3 separate regions of the Homo sapiens genome follow, and all the other regions are linked to region 1. Evidence: chromatin contacts called from ENCODE Hi-C or POLR2A ChIA-PET data. All regions are on one chromosome and are shown on one strand. Each heading gives the region's core, a stretch centred on a gene start or an enhancer-like site at or near the end of the contact. The rest is flanking DNA. Distances are from core to core; before and after follow the strand shown.

Region 1 (3,120 bases), core at 193-2,692:
AGACTAGGCTCTCATAGAGGTAGAATGGGGCTGGGCGTGGTGGCTCACGCCTGTAATCCCAGCACTTTGGGAGGCTGAGGCGGGCAAATCACGAGGTCAGGAGATCAAGACCAGCCTGGCCAACATGGTGAAACCCTGTCTCTACTAAAAATACACACACACACACACACACAAAAGCCAGGCGTGGTGGCTAGTGCCTGTAATCCCAGCTACTCAGGAGGCTGAGGCAGGAGAATTGCTTGAACCTAGGAGGCAGAGATTGCAGTGAGTCGAGATCCCGCCACTGCACTCCAGCCTTGGAGACGGAGCAAGACCCCATCTGGGAGGTGTCGGGTGGAAGAGGTAAAATGGACAGCAGCAAACCACACGTGTGATAGGAGAGAATACTGAGCTGAGATCAGTTTCCTAAAATATGAATCCGATTTCAGGATCACTCATTTATCTGACTGTCAAGAACGCCTCTGAACAGGAGGAAGACTTTGGGGAGAGGGTGGGGTTTGTTGAAAGGGTACCGAGAAGGGAGGTGGGTGGTACCCAAACAATTTGTTTACATAATGTTTTATGGACCTGAAATATGTAGAACAGTACTTTGAAACTAAAGTACTGTACTGAAGTTTAATTATTTTTCTTATTGTTTGCATATTCTCCCTCCCAGATACTTTACAGAGGGCGCTAAAGCTGATCCCCTGGGAGCTTCAGAGTTTAATGACTTCGCCTGAAGATTTCCTATTCTTTTCCACAACGTGCTAAGTCAAATTATGGCCAAATTACCAATCGCATGGTAATTCAGCTTCTAAATATATTTTGCAGAGTGTTTCCAAAAGTTAAAAAACAACAACAAAACTTCACCTAAATTGTTTTTACTTGCTTCACCTTAAATCAGTTATTCGGTTCCTTTGAAGAACATGTAGCTTTAGCAACCCCCAAAGTGAACCCAGATACCCAGGACTACTGATTGTTACATCAGAGTTTTTGAAAACGCCAATACTGGAAACAGGCCGACAGTTAAGGAGAGGCAGGCCTCAAACTAAAGCAGAACCTTCTCAAAACTACTTATATTTCAAGAGATGGATTAAGCGAAAAGAGCTGTACAAAGAAATAAGCCATTTTCTATGCGCCTGTTATATGCAAGGCACTGCACTCCCTTGTCACTTGTTAATTTACAAGAAGACTCGCCGGTCCAGGGAAGGGAGAGGGGAATAGGTGCAAGGTTTGTGGAGGGCGGCAAACTGCACTCCATGTGGCGCGAGGCTGCGCTTGCGGAGATCCGGGTTCTGGTGCCTGGCGCCGGCAGCCAGTAGGGGCGCGCGTCCTGCGCAGTTGCCGCGCGCGGCCTCCTCGGGCTTCAGGCCGGGCCAATCAGGAGGCGGGCGGGAGGGGGCGCGGTACCGGGAGGGAACGGGGCGGGTCGGGCTTCGAGGTCAGCTGGTCCGCAGGGAAGCCTTTGGCTTCCCCACCGGCAATGGAGCGGTTGACGTTGCCTCTCGGCGGCGCGGCGGCGGTGGACGAGTACCTGGAGTACCGGAGGTGAGGCTGTGGCTCCGGGCCTGCCCCCCCGCCGCTCCGAGGGGCCAGGATCCCTGGGCTGGGGGCGCGAGCAGGGGCCCGGCGGGCGTCCGCGGGGGTTCCCGGAATCTGTGCCTGGGCTGTTGGGGGAGGCCTAGATGAATTCCAGTTTAGTCTTTGCCTAATTAAATATTGTAGGGCCACGCGGTTCTATGCAGTGATGAGTCTTCCAATAACATTTAAGAGGCCCCTCTGCTCCCTTCCAAGAAGGATGACTAACTCTAGATTGATACAGAGGTCCAGCTGTTTTTTAAATGGCCATTGAAAACAGGCACATCGAGTACTCGGGGCTATAGAAGTTAGCATACATCAAATTAACCCAGTAATTGAGTCAACCGTGAACTTCTGAACGCGCTCCCCACCCCGAGGTGCTGGTTTTAGGAGAAAGGCACCGACTGGTGTTTGGTATTCTGGAGAAACCCCTTCCGAAACTGGAAACGGAGTCGCTCCTTTGGCCTGAGGACGCGGTTCATTGTCCTGGATCCTGACCGAGGCTGGTGCACCTGCAGCGACGCGCTCTTTTTCCGCTTCCTGGGGTTTTTGATCGTCCGGAATCTGGGCGGATGGGAAGTCCTGGAGAGGACCGCCTGAGGACGCGGAGTTGGGGCGGGAGGATGTGTGTGTACAAGCGGAGGGGAGACGCTCCAGGCTCCGCCAGGGAGGCCGGAGCGAGCGACAGGGGCTCCTCTGCGGCATCGTGGGTGGCCCAGATGACCCAGAGGTGTGCGCGCAGACGGCCCCCCAGCTGACTGTTCTCCCCTGCTCTGACTGCCCTGTTTGTGTAGTTTTGGGTAACCCTTAGAACTGCCTGGATATTCTGAGCCAGAAGAATAAGGGCTAGGAGCTTGATGGGGTCAGTTCCCACGCCCGGTTCAGGGTCAGAACAACCACCATCCCGTCCTCTCCCAGAGCAGAGCCGGCTCCTTTAGCCTCCAGTTCTCCAGAGCTTTTGCCTGGGAGCAAGTTGCTGGAGCTGGTGTTGACTGATAACTTGGATATTTAGATATGTGAATTGTGGGCCTCCAGTTGACTCTTGCCTAGCTCCGAACATGTTAGGGCAGACCTATGTATGTAGTTATTTATTTTATTGAGAAATTATTTAGTTATTTATTTTATTGAGACGGGGTCTGACTCTTTCCCAGGCTGGAGTGCAGTGGCGCGATCTCGGCTCACCGCAATCTCCGCTTCCTGGGTTCAAGTGATTCTCCTGCCTCAGCCTCCCGAGTAGCTGGGACTACAGGCGGCCAGCTAATTTTTGTATTTTCTGTAGAGACGGGATTTCACCACGTTGCCCAGGCTGGTCTTGAACTCCTGGACTCAAGCTATCCACCTGCCTCGGCCTCCTAAAGTGTTGGGATTACAGGCCTGGGCCACCGCGCCCGGCTGGGAAATTATTTTTGCAATCGTAAATAACTTGCAACACTTCCCTCTGAAAGAGATTATCAGGTCCTTTACTGACGTCAGAATTTTAGAAAAGTGGGGAAAACAGGACTTGAGTACCTAGATATGAAAAGGTGGGCTGGGAAGGTGGGGTGGGAAGATGAGTCAAAATAT
Region 2 (3,120 bases), core at 425-2,924, 830 kb before region 1:
CTTTAGTGCAGGGGCAGTTTCTCATTGAACTTCACACCCTCCAACACCAATCACAGCACCTGGCATAGAATAGGCACTCAATAAGTATTTGCTGCACTGAGCAATCTGTAGGGGCCAACATGGAAAGTTTTCCCTTTGCCCTCTTAAGGTTCACTAAAAAATCAACTTGCAAAAGGCAGATTAATTGGAGAAAAAGCATATAAATGTATTTAATGTGTATACCCGGGATCCTTCAAATGAAGACCCAAAGATACAGGGGAAATTATCCATTTTTATGCCTAGGTTCAACAAAGTATGGGCAGTGACGTAGAAATGTGATCGGACAAAAAGTGTATGATCTAAGACTAATAGAGGGAGAAAACCCAGCAAGGCCTGTCTGTCTGGATTCTTCTTGGCCTCTCTGAGCATGCACTCTTTCCTTCTGGGTATGGGACAGGACTCCCTCTGGAATGGGGGTCTTATGACCTACAGTCAAACAAGGGAAGTCAAATAATGTCTTTATGGCCAGATTTTACACAGAACGGCAGAGGGAAAGTCCCCACAGTCCTTGTATTAATTCCCTAGGGATGCCTTAACAAAGCACTCGGTGACTTAACAGAAATGTTTTGTCTCACATTTCTTGTGACTAGAAGTCCAAAATCAAAGTGTCAGCAGAACCAAACACCAAGCTCCCTCTGAAATCTGCAGGGGAGGGTCCTTCCTTGCCTCTTCCTAGCCTTTCTCCGGTGGTGGCCGGCAATCCACCGCATTCCTGGGCTTACAGCTGCATCACTCTGATCTGCCCCTGTCCCGCCACATTTTCGTGTGTCTCTGTCTTCAAGTGGCATTTTGACACCGTGTGATAAGGACATCAGTCATGTTGAATTAGGAGGGTCCACCCCAATGATCTCGTCTTGACCACATCTGTAAAGACGCAGTTTTTCCAAGTTAGGTCGCATTCACAGGTGCTGGAGGTTAGGTCTTCAATGTCTTTGGGAGTGGGGACAAATTCAGTCCTTAACACTCATGTTCTATATGTAGTGCTGCTTAGGCATCCAGCCAACAGACCTGCTTATTTTACTGCAGTCAGAATACCTTCTCCCCTTCCTCCTCACAGTCCAATGACACAGACGTGCTTTGGGGGCAAGATATTTGCGGGCCGTGGCCATCATTCTAAGCATGCAGCACTCCAGGCACCAGGAGTCCTCCCCGTGCTTCAACCCCTCTTCGATGAGTTTGCACCCCCGACCTCCGCTAATGTTCACATCCTTTAACGGGAGCCAGTCTTCTGCTACGTAATTAGACGAGTCTTGAAAGAAGCACCCAGGGGCGTGGCTGAAGACTTTAAGAAACACCAGGCAAGGGAGGGGAGTGGGTACCAGAGACACCTAACATTATTTGAGTGGCAGGAGCTTCCTCTGACCTTCAACGAGGTAAAGAGACATCACAGCCAGCGAGAGTTTGGGGCAGACTCCCCAGACTCGGAGGCCGGGGCAAAGTGGGAGCCGGGGCCAAGTGGGAGCCGGGGCCGTGTGGGGTGGGGGGGGGGGCCCAAGGCGGGGAAGGCCCGGGCCGCCGACAGGGGGCGCGCGAGGGCCTCCGGGCCCCGCGGGCGGGGCGGGTGCTGGACCCGGAGGGGCCTTCCGGCAACTTTTTGGTTGGTGCCGCCCCGCCCAGGCCCCTTTTAAACTTGATCTCCGCAGTGCCCTCCCTTTTCGGCCGCGGCGCGTGACTGGGTAAGTGGGCTCGGACCTTCTGGACGCAGGAGCCGACCACGTGGCTCCGGGGCTACCCCGTGCGCTTCCTAGGCGCGCCTCTCGCTGCCCCCACGCCGAGGCCTCGGCTCGGCGCCGCGGGGAAGCCTCCGTTAGGGCCCCTCGGGGGTGGGGGCGTCCTCGTGGCGCTTGGGCCCTTCGTCCCGGGTTAGGACGGCCCGTGTCCTTGTGCGCTTGAAGGGGCCGCCCCCTTTCCTCGAGGATCCCACCCCCACTCAGCAGAAGCCGCCAGGCGCCCGTCACCTCCCGTGCCTGAGTCCCTGCCGTCCACGCATTCGGCCTACAGGCAGCTTTTAGTCCTTTTTCAATTAAATGATTGCATTTTGAGGATCAAATTCCAACCGCAGGCGGAGGCGCCGAGCCCCGGACGGTCTCTGGGTTCTTGGTGCACTCGGGGCTCCTGCCTGCCCAGGGGCTGTGACCGCGCGGACGGAAGCCTATTTGGGAAGCGAGTGAGATCTGATGTCTGAAGCGCTTTAAGTTTCTAAGCGGGGCAGTATAATAGCGGGGTTAGCAAACACACGGAGGTCATTTCACTCGCGCAGCCATCCCCCACCGCCACCAGTGCCGTTCATTTGCTACTGGCCCGCAGTCAGATAATTTAAAGGCTTGGAGGGACGAGTCTTGCTGGAGCCGACGCCTACAGTAAGTTGAGCGGAGTGCTGTGAGCCCTAATAAGGGAGCCTGCTTTCCTCCCGAAGATTCGCTTTTTTGGGAGTGGCCAGAGCGTTATTACAGCACAGGGCCCGCTTCCAACGTTTAATCAGGGTGTGAGGAGGCCCTTCGTGGTTTTCTGACCTGGGAAAAGTCTGAACTACTGGGTTCTTTCTGGCTTGGACCAGGACAAGGTGTTGAACGCCTAACTTAGGTCTACTAAGGTGTAGAAATACGCAAGGCTGCCCCTAGAGAACGTTTGTCTGGGGAATAATGTAAGTTTTTGGAGCGGCTCTCCTGAGCATCGCTGAGCATACTAATTGTTCATTACTGGTACAAAATGCTATATAAAGGGATACTTTGCGAATTTAGTAAAATTGATAAAGATCTAAATTTACATTTGAGTCAACAAATAATCTTTGTGGCTAGCATAGGTACCACAGTTCTGTTGGAATGTGAAGCTCGTGGTTCACCTGTTTTCCTCAGTTGTGAAAGATTTGCTGCCTTTTTGATGAAACCAAATGGGACCCATTTTACCATTCTTTAATGAGGAAAGCTTGTACATTTGCAGCCTAGGTTCTAGGCATCTTTTATCCAGCGTTATAGATAGACCCAGAGCATGGACAATTTTCCCTCCCTGGAATACCTCCAGCTCTGGCGAATAGCCCTATATACAGCACAGGAAGATAGCGGTGGTAAGGCTTTGTTTTAC
Region 3 (3,120 bases), core at 219-2,718, 570 kb before region 1:
TTTTTCATCACTTACATTTCTGCCTTTGAATCACGGATCCTTCATCTCCCAAGGCCTTAGAGTTAGAAGACAGATTTCTACTTCTTTTCAATTAAAAAAAAAAGAAAAAAATTTATTCCGTTTTTCTTCAGTGTCCTGGGTCATTTAATAAAGTGAATGAAAAATTTTCTCATTTATAATTTTATTAACAATAAATTATTCCTATTGCCAGGGTTCACCTGAAATCCCCAAATCAACTAGTTAAAATAGAGGCACATCTGAGAACCTCTAGATTAATAGAAGAAAGATAAAGAGTACAGAGACATAAGTATCTTACTCTTTTGTAAAAATTGAGGCGTATATATAGCTTGCTCTTTCATCTGGATTATGCTATATGGTTTGTCCTCAACAAGAAAAGTATACTGTGGGCCAGGCCTGGCCGCTCATTCCTGTAATCCCAGCACTTTGGGAGGCCTAGGCGGGAGGATTGCATAACACCAGGAGTTCGAGACAAGCCTGGGCAACATAGTGTGACCTCTTCACCACCACCACCACCACCACCACCACCACCAAAAAAATTTAAAAATTAAAACTTAGCCCAGAGTGGTGTTGCACGCCTGTAGTTTCAGCTACTTGGGAGGCTGAGATGGGAGGATTGCTTGAGCCCAGGAGTGCTGAGGCTTCAGTGAGCTATGATTAGCCACTGCACCGCACCCCCAGCCTGGGCGACAGGGCCGAGACCCTGCCTCCAAAAAAAAAAAAAAAAGCCTCAATGGTGTAAATTATTTTACATAAAATGTCTCTGTATAGTCCTATATAGACCGAGGAGGAAAACCAATGAGATATAAAGTTTTCATAATGTTAAATAATGTACAATTTCAAATAATCCTGTATATTACTATACAGTAGAAAGAATATGGTTACAAAAAACATTTCCATGAGGGCTGTGATTGAGTTCCGTGTTCCCGTAAAACACTTAGAGAAGCCTAACTGAAGATTTCTAGAACCGACTGACAACTGATTTCAGTTGTAAACACACAGTAAGCCAGCCTAGTTAGGCAGACATTCATTGCACGCCAAGGAGACACCAACGGGACTGTGTGCTCTTGCGTTATGAATCCCACGAAAATAAATCTTGTGCTCCGTGTAACATGACTTTAACTTGCAGTAATATCCTTTCATCATTTAATATTTATTGAGCGCCTACCATACACCAGGCTCAGATACTGCACTGAACACCGACCCTGTCCCATGAAGCCTTACACTGATGGGAGACACCTTTGCATGTTCCACAACCCAATTATCAAAAAAAAAAAAAAAAAAAAGATAATCACGTAACCGAAACCTGGAAATCTGCCTTGGGCACACAAAAGAGCAGGCGCGACCTCGGACCAGCTCCGAGGCAAAATTCACTCAGCGCGGGACAGCGACAGGGAATCCGGCCGCACCTGTGCCTGCAGTCTCATTGCTCGGAACGGCGCGCCACTGTGACGTGTCAGGCCCCGCCCCTGACTCTCCTCATAGTGCCCCCGCCTCCTTGCGCGAAGTGCGCAGGCTCCTGGGCAGGGCTCGGGTTCTGCCCGGGGACGCAGCCCAGTTGGTAGCGTCGCTCCCTGAGCGTTTCTAAGGGGGCCGCCCGGCCTTGTCTTTCGGCAGTGGCCGAGCCACCGCCGCCTGCCGCGCGTTCCAGAGCTGGGCGCTGCAGCTGCACTGCCGATCGCCGTGTTTGGTCGATAGAATCCCCAGTGTGCCCAGAGAGTGCGACCCCTCGCCCGGCCCGGCGAGCCCCGGGCGTGAACCGAGCTGAGGGAGGATGGCAGCCTCTGGGGTGGAGAAGAGCAGCAAGAAGAAGACCGAGAAGAAACTTGCTGCTCGGGAAGAAGCTAAATTGTTGGCGGGTTTCATGGGCGTCATGAATAACATGCGGAAACAGGTACCGCCTCTGTGGGAGTGACGGACGACGGTGGGAGGTGGTCCGGGGCTCGGGCCCCTGGTTCCCGGGGTGGAACCCCGCGCCCTGTGGATCGCGCCCCTCTTTCTCTGTCCTCGCCCCTCCTTCCGTTTTCGCAGGCGAGCGATTCCGCAGTTGGTAGAGGGGCGCGTAAAACAATTCTCGAGCAAAAGTGCTTCTCGTCTGCCGAGGATGTAGCTCCCAAGTCAGACTCCTGGGGGACTCCTCAGGCTGGCTTTCGCCGTCGGGTATCGGTTGTGTAACAGCTCTGCCCTAGTTATCTCTTTGTGGGGCGAGGATCCTTCCATTGGCGAGCCGTTTTAAGGTGCCGTGAGATCTTGTGTGAAGAAACCCGTTGGCATAGCCCAAACCGAAGCCCCCAAAGGGAGGAGAGTTGCTGGCCTGACATCAGCTGCTCTTAAATAAGGATCCCCGCCCCCTCCTGTGTTCCCCGGTGGAGCTAGTTGAAGAGGAGTCCTCCTGTTCGTGCTAATTTAGAGCAGAAGCAGCCATCGATAAATACCATGCCATCTTCTAAGGGCACTGTGCGCCTCTGTTATTAAGAGGAGCTCTTTGTTCTGTCCTTGGTGTGTGGTGCATTCGTGAAATTCTGCAGCACATCGGCGAAAGGTGGGTTATGAAAAGAACGGATTTTAACGCTGGCGAAGGTGAAACAAAGAGGCTTTTTTTTTTTTTAATTCCATAACATCTACACCGATAAGCATAGAAAGTCACTTTTTCCTTTCTGTAAGCTTTATTTATAGATAATACACATCTAAGTAGATTTGTGGGAATGTTTGGGTTTTGTTGACTGGGATCCTGTTTCAAGGGGACAAAGCAGGATGTGAGTTATGTGTAACTGCAAAACCTAGTTTGCTTTGTCTGGTGGTTCTGCTGGGAATATGGGCAACAGTAGAGGAATTTAAGATTTTTATGAAGATATTAACTTCTGGTTTCTATAAGCAAACGCTGACTGCTGGGATTTTGTCTTTGTTCACCAGCTCCTGCTACAGTGCACCAGTGCAGTCTGTGGGAATGCTTTTAAATCTTTCCTGGCCTGGCCTTTGTGCTGAAGTACTGTGAATGCCTGAATTCGTTAATTTATGTAACTGACTTTCATGTATCTATTTTCAAATTCATGTTCCTTTCATGTAAACCTTTTTGTATCTACAATACCACAGACTTCAAAT

What was found. A loop is a pair of places that touch in the nucleus more often than their neighbours do. ChIA-PET counts read pairs that join two places held with the same protein, here RNA polymerase II (POLR2A). Pooled maps may share reads with other maps.
Region 2: a loop to region 1 is called in a pooled map, with 7 times the contacts of the local background. The contact joins the promoter of SNHG26 here to the promoter of FAM221A in region 1. A Hi-C loop is called at or near these places in 5 of 50 pooled maps. POLR2A ChIA-PET finds 5 or more read pairs at or near these places in 2 of 52 experiments (T-cell and activated T-cell).
Region 3: a loop to region 1 is called in a map of B cell, with 7 times the contacts of the local background. The contact joins the promoter of KLHL7-DT here to the promoter of FAM221A in region 1. A Hi-C loop is called at or near these places in 1 of 168 maps with a recorded cell type or tissue (B cell) and 10 of 50 pooled maps.

The regions. Positions count from the first base shown.
Region 1 is chr7:23,678,757-23,681,876 of GRCh38, forward strand. It overlaps FAM221A (family with sequence similarity 221 member A), which reads left to right and starts at 1,443. Exons shown (of 7, transcript NM_199136.5): 1 at 1,443-1,527. The coding sequence starts at 1,463. RefSeq lists a silencer at 1,377-1,666 and an enhancer at 1,997-2,246.
Region 2 is chr7:22,852,566-22,855,685 of GRCh38, forward strand. SNHG26 (small nucleolar RNA host gene 26) reads left to right here and starts at 1,675. Exons shown (of 5, transcript NR_146320.1): 1 at 1,675-1,715. RefSeq lists a silencer at 1,490-1,949 and enhancers at 2,047-2,658, 2,450-2,679.
Region 3 is chr7:23,104,235-23,107,354 of GRCh38, forward strand. It overlaps KLHL7-DT (KLHL7 divergent transcript), which reads right to left and starts at 1,469. Exons shown (of 3, transcript NR_046220.1): 1 at 1,325-1,469; 2 at 16-83. KLHL7 (kelch like family member 7) reads left to right here and starts at 1,551. Exons shown (of 11, transcript NM_001031710.3): 1 at 1,551-1,912. The coding sequence starts at 1,793. RefSeq lists enhancers at 739-1,725, 1,348-1,537, 1,658-1,937, 1,726-2,712, 2,418-2,497.